Linked DNA regions of Homo sapiens: region 1 is linked to region 2. Evidence: read pairs that join two places in POLR2A ChIA-PET (ENCODE). Cell type or tissue: HCT116. All regions are shown on one strand. Links, peaks and the distances in the headings refer to the core of each region. The heading gives the core; the rest is flanking DNA. Region 1 overlaps BHLHE40-AS1 (BHLHE40 antisense RNA 1). Region 2 overlaps ARL8B (ARF like GTPase 8B).

What was found. ChIA-PET counts read pairs that join two places held together with the same protein. Peaks named below come from ENCODE experiments on the same cell type or tissue, not always from the same donor. Only the 100,000 strongest peaks of a DNase experiment are listed, where the experiment ranks them.
Region 1: POLR2A ChIA-PET joins it to region 2 with 7 read pairs; 3 of 35 experiments call an interaction of 5 or more read pairs at or near these places.

Annotation. Positions count from the first base shown.
Region 1 is chr3:4,961,566-4,964,485 of GRCh38, forward strand. The region is part of intron 1 of BHLHE40-AS1 (BHLHE40 antisense RNA 1); the gene reads right to left. Among named protein-coding and RNA genes, the nearest start is that of BHLHE40, 16 kb to the right of the region's middle. In HCT116, for the core only: no CTCF peak of the experiment used is centred there; no DNase peak of the experiment used is centred there.
Region 2 is chr3:5,160,938-5,163,857 of GRCh38, forward strand. All of the region lies in intron 1 of ARL8B (ARF like GTPase 8B), which reads left to right. Among named protein-coding and RNA genes, the nearest start is that of EDEM1, 25 kb to the right of the region's middle. In HCT116, for the core only: no CTCF peak of the experiment used is centred there; DNase peaks (open chromatin) are centred at 364 and 1,354; H3K4me3 peaks cover 708 bases; H3K27ac peaks cover 1,641 bases.

The DNA.
Region 1 (2,920 bases), core at 281-2,780, 200 kb before region 2:
GGGCACAGTGGCTCATGCCTGTAATCCCAAGACTTTGGGAGGCTGACATGGGAGTATCACTTGAGGCCAGGAGTTCAAGACCAGCCTGGGCAACATAGTACGACCCCATTTCAAAAAAAAAATTAATTAAAAAGAATGCAGTATACCAAAAATGAGGCAAGAAAGTAGAAGCAGAAACAAAGAATAAAAGGCATAAGTAGAAAATAATACCAATATGGGAGAATTAACTCAGATTAGTAATTATATCAAATATAAACATATTAAACACTTAAAAGGCAGAGATTGTCAGATTAATATAAAAGTAAGATCCAACAATATGATCTTGACAAATACAAAATTATAAGGACATAGTTTAAGGCTAGGTACAGTGGCTCACGCCTGTAATTCCAGCACTTTGAGGCCAAGGCAGGAGAACTGCTTGAGGCCAGGAGTTTGAGACCATCCTGGGCAACACAGCAAGACCCCATTTCAGGGCTGTGGTGAGACACGCCTGAAGTTCCAGCTACTTGTGAGGCTGAGGCAGGAGGATTGCTTGAACCCAGAAGTTCAAGGTTACAGTGAGCTGTGATCTCACCACTGCACTCCAGCCTGGGCAACAGAGTGAGACCCTGTCTCTAAAAAACAGAATAAAATAAATACAATATAAAAAGTCATAGTTTGAAAGCACAAGGGTAGAAAAAATATACCACACAAACATTAAGTATAAAAAAGCAGGTGTGGTTATATTAATATTAAGATAGGCTTCAGAATAATTATATTACTAGAGATAAAGAGGAAAAGTATTAATGATAAAAGAGAAACTCATCAAAAGGATCTATCAATACTAAGTGTGTATGCAATTACGAACGGACTTCCAGCCGGGTGCGGTGGCTCATGCCTGTAATCCCAGCACTTTAAGATGCTGAGGTGGGTGGATCACCTGAGGTCGGGAGTTCAAGACCGGCCTGAACAACATGGAGCAACCCTGTCTCTACTACAAATACAAAATTAGCCAGGTGTGGTGGCGCATGCCTGTAATCCCAGCTACTCAGGAGGCTGAGGCAGGAGAATCACTTGAACCTGGGAGGTGGAGGTTGCCGTGAGCCAAGATCATGCCATTGTACTCCAGCTGGGGCAACAAAACCAAAATTCCGTCTCAAAAAAAAAAAAAAAAAAAAAAAAAAAGAATGGAGTCCCAAAATGCAAAAGCAAAATTTGACAGAAACAGACAAATTGACTGGGTATGGTGGCTCACACTCTAATCCCAGTACCTTGGGAGGCTGAGGTGGGAGAATCCCACTTGAGGCTAGGAGTTCAAGACCAGCCTGTGCAAAACAGTGAGACTCTGTCTCTACAAAACATAAAAAAAAAAAAAAAAACAATTAGCTGTGAATAGTGGTACATGCCTGTAGTCCCAACTACCTGGGAGTCTGATGTGGGAGGATCGCTTGAGCCTACGAGTTTGAAGTTATGGTGAGCTATGATTGCACCACTGCACCCCAGGCTGGGTGACAGAGTGAGATCCCATCTTAAAAAAAAAAATAGAAAGAAAACAGAAAAGAAAAGAAAGAAATGGACAAATCTACAATCATAGTTGGAGTGATTTTTAAGACTCTTGTCTCAGTAATTGATAGGACAAATAGGCAAAAAACCAATAGAGATATATTATATTTGAGCAACACTGTCAACCAACTTGACTCAACTGATTTTATAAAATGTTACCACAAATGTAGAATACGCATTTGTTTGTATTTGAACCCACATAAAACATTCATTAAGATGGATTATATGCTGGGCAATGAAAGACGTTTTAATAACTGTTAAAAATTAAAATCTGGCTGGGCATGGTAGCTCACATCTGTAATCCCAGTACTTTAGGAGGCTGAAGTAGGAGGATTGCTTGAGTCCAGGAGTTCGAGACCAGCCTGAAGAATATAACAAGATCCCATCTCCACAAAAAATACCAAAATTATCTGGTCACAGTGGCACATGCCTGTAGTACCAGCTACTTGGAAGTCTGAGGCCATGATTGTACCATTGCACTCAGCCTGGGCAACAGAATGAGACCCTCTCTGAACAACAAAAACAAAAAATTAAAATCTAATACAGTGTATCTTCTGACCAAATAGTAATAAATTAGAAATCAATAATTAAAAGATACCTGGCACTACACACCTATTTAAACATCTAAAATTAAAAATAATGACAATACAAAATGCTAGTAGGGATGCAGAGAAACTAGATCTCTCATGCATTGCGATGGGAAATATAAAATGGGAGCCTACCAGCTGGTATAGAAGGGAATGGGTAGGAGGAACTGGGTGCTGACTCATTCAGCACTGTCCCTTTTCTATACTGCTGATACATCCCATGGTTCTGAGAAGCCTTATCTCAGTCTATTTGGAAGAGAGGGAGGAAGAGAAGGAAGTAACCCAAAGTACTACTCATTCATCCTTGTATATTGATTAGTTAAAGGGATAATTAATTTTCTGCTGAGGAGAATTTGACAGATTTTGAAAATGAGTAAAGGCAAAAAAAATTTTTTTAGCCTTTATTTTGCCTGTTGGAATTTTACAGAGTCAAAGTAGGCAGAATAAGAAAATAGCTCTTCAGGAGGGCTGACCCTTAAAGAACTGCAACATAGTTTTGGAATTGTGGGGAAGAGAAGAGTGACTGAGCTGAGGAGTAATAACAGGAGAATAAAGTCTTGAGTAACTTAAAAAAATAAAAGTTAATAAATAAGTAAATAAATAAATGGTACAGCTATGCTGGCAAATAGTTTATCAGTGTCTTAAAAAAATCTACATTACAAAATGACCTAGTAATTGCATTCCTGGGCATTTATCTCAGAGAAAAGAAAATTTATATGCACACAAAAATGTGCACATAAATTTTTATAGCAGATTTGTTTGTAGTAGCCCAAAATTGGAACAATTCAAAT
Region 2 (2,920 bases), core at 322-2,821:
TTGTCCCCCAGGTGTCTGTCCTCCAGGGTAGAGTGCAGTGGCACCATCTCAGCTCACTCTAACCTCTGCCTTCCAGGCTCAAGCCATCTTCCCACCTCAGCCTTCCAAGTAGCTTGGGACCGCAGGCATGCCCCATCACACCTGGCAAATGTTTGTATTTTTTGTAGAGATGGGGTCTTGCTTTGTTATCCAGGCTGGTTTCAAGCAATCCACCCACTTTGGCCTCCCACGGCCGGGGATTACAGGGGTGAGGCACTGTACCAGCCTTTACCACTAGTTATCTTGAAAAAATAAATGATTCAGCCCCTGTCCCATAAGGCAAATCTGATTGTTTGCCAGATTACCATAAACTCAGCAACATCAAAAAAAGACAAAACAAAAACCCAGCAATATTAACACTGAAACTTGCAGTCTTGCCTTAAGGTGTGGTCCTCAGTCTGAAGTGTATCAAGAGCCCCACTGACATCAGAGAGGCAATGTTTGAGTGGTTTGCAAAAAACAGCACAGCAGTTAAGAGTTAAATATTTCATCTTAAGGGTTTGAGTGGGTCTGTTTGTTTGCCTCATCTAAAGGCTAGCTGTTCGGGAGCAGGAAAGAAGAAAAGAAGCAAAGCCAGCAGTAAACACTTGAGGTTTGAGCTAGTATAGGCACTTAGGAGAAGTGGCAGTAAGGAGAAAGGAGACAACACCTCTGCATTCTGATTGAGTAAGAGGGTTTAGAGTTCTCTGTATCTAATATAATCAAAAGTGACATAGCTAGGACTGAAATTTAGATTTCTTGACTCATTTTCAAGTAGCACAGTGGGTAGGCACTCTGCAGAAACATTCCTATTGTTATGTGTTGATTTAAGTTAGTCCTTAGGGGCTTAAATGTCACTACTTCAAGAAAGGCCTTCTTGGATACTCAATCACCTCATACAGTCTCCTCTGTTTTGCATAGCATATATTTATTGGGTGATATTTGTATGTTTGTTTCCTAGTTTCTCTTCTTTTTATTGTTGAATTACTGACTGATGGCTAAGTGAGTACATAGAGGCAGAGACAAGTAGCTTTAAGGGTTTATAAGACCGCAGGAAAAAGTGAACAGCAATAGGTGTTTGTAAATCAGTTTGCTATAGATTCGTTATCTGTGTATGCTGTCAAGGCACACAAAATGCATCTGTGTAAATCAGCTGCTCATCACTGGACTGGATCATTTGTGTAGCAGTCTTTTACAATTGGCCTGTCTGCCTTAGAATAACTAGAGCCAGAGTTCATAAATGCATAGTATGAGAGCTATAGCCACTTCTTCATCTATGCAGATGCCACAGATGAAAGAGAATGTCACTCATTGACCTCAGGTTGGAGCCACAGTCAGTCCATTTGGATTAGTAAGCTAGATGAAATGTTGGCATGCAGGCCACAGTCTACGCAGGGTGCCTGTTCTTAGAAGAATCTAGGGTTGCCTTTATCTTTCTGGCTAGTGTTTTTGGAAGAGTTAGATTTGTTTGAGTCTGTATTGTTGTACATTGTGTCAGTTTTGAAATGATAATCTTGGAATGTTATGACTTTGTAGAAGGTTTTATTTGATTTGCTTCAGAAAAATAATTTCTGAGTTTTTTGTTTATCTGGGATGTTGGCCCATGGGGAGAATTTGGGCCATCAGGTAAAAGAAGCCTTAATTAATTATATCACTAAGGAATTTTGAAGTATTAGTTTAAAATTTTTGCACGCTACTTAATTCACTGTGATAATTACAGAAGAGCACTTTCTTTAGAAACAAAAATAAATCCATTGAAGTTTTGAGAAACTTTATTCTTTAGTAATAAGACTTAACTGCCCAAATGAATCTTTTATTTTTACTATGGATTCAGTGGAACATGGGCGGGTCTGTTCCATGGGTATATTTTGTGATGCTGAGGTTTGGGCTTCTACTGATCTTGTCACCCAAATAGTGAGCACAGTACCCAATAGATAGTTTTTCAGTCCTTACTCTCTCCCCACTTTTTGGAGTCTCCCATGTTTGTTGGGCCTATCTTTATGTCTGTGTGTACTCAGTGTTTAGCTCCCACTTTTTTTTTTTTTTTTTTGAGACGGAGTCTTGCTGTGTCACCCAGGCTGGAGTGCAGTGGCGTGATTTCAGCTCACTGCAACCTCCGCTTCCCTGGTTGAAGTGATTCTCCTACCTCCACCTCTGAAGTAGCTGTGACTACAGGTGTGTGCCACCACACCCAGCTAATTTTTTATTTTTAGTAAAGACAAGGTTTCGCTATGTTGGCCAGGCTGGTCTCGAACTCTTGACCTCAGGTGATCCGCCCGCCTCAGCCTCGAAAAGTGCTGTGATTACAGGTGTGAGCCACCACGCCTGACCAGCTCCCACTTATAAGTAAGAATATGCAGTTTTTGGTTTTCTGCTTCTGTATTAATATCGCTGAATCTTTTAACATGTACTTTTTAACTAAAATCCTTTGGGAAGGAATTATGTCTGTGGTTGGAAGTAAATCCAAATTTGCATATAAAACAGATCAAATTATTGATCTTTGCAAAATTATTTAAGGATTGTCCATAGTGTTCTGAAATTGGGAGAAAATGAACATTGTATATATGATTCTTGAAATGTTACTGTAGTGAATGATTATGAACATATTTTCTAGCACTTTAAAAAGACTGCTGCTGGGTGCCATGGCTCATGCCTGTAACCCCAGCACTTTGGGGAGGCCGAGGTGGGTGGATCACCTGAGGTCAGGAGTTCAAGACCAGCCTGGCCAACATGGCGAAACCCCGTCTCTACTAAAAATACAAAAATTAGCTCTGCATGGTGGCACGCGCGTGTAATCCCAGCTACTCGGGAGGCTGAGGCAGGAGAATTGCTTGAACCCGGGAGGCAGAGGTTGCAGTGAGCCGAGATCGTGCCATTGCACTTCATCCTGGGCGACAGGAGC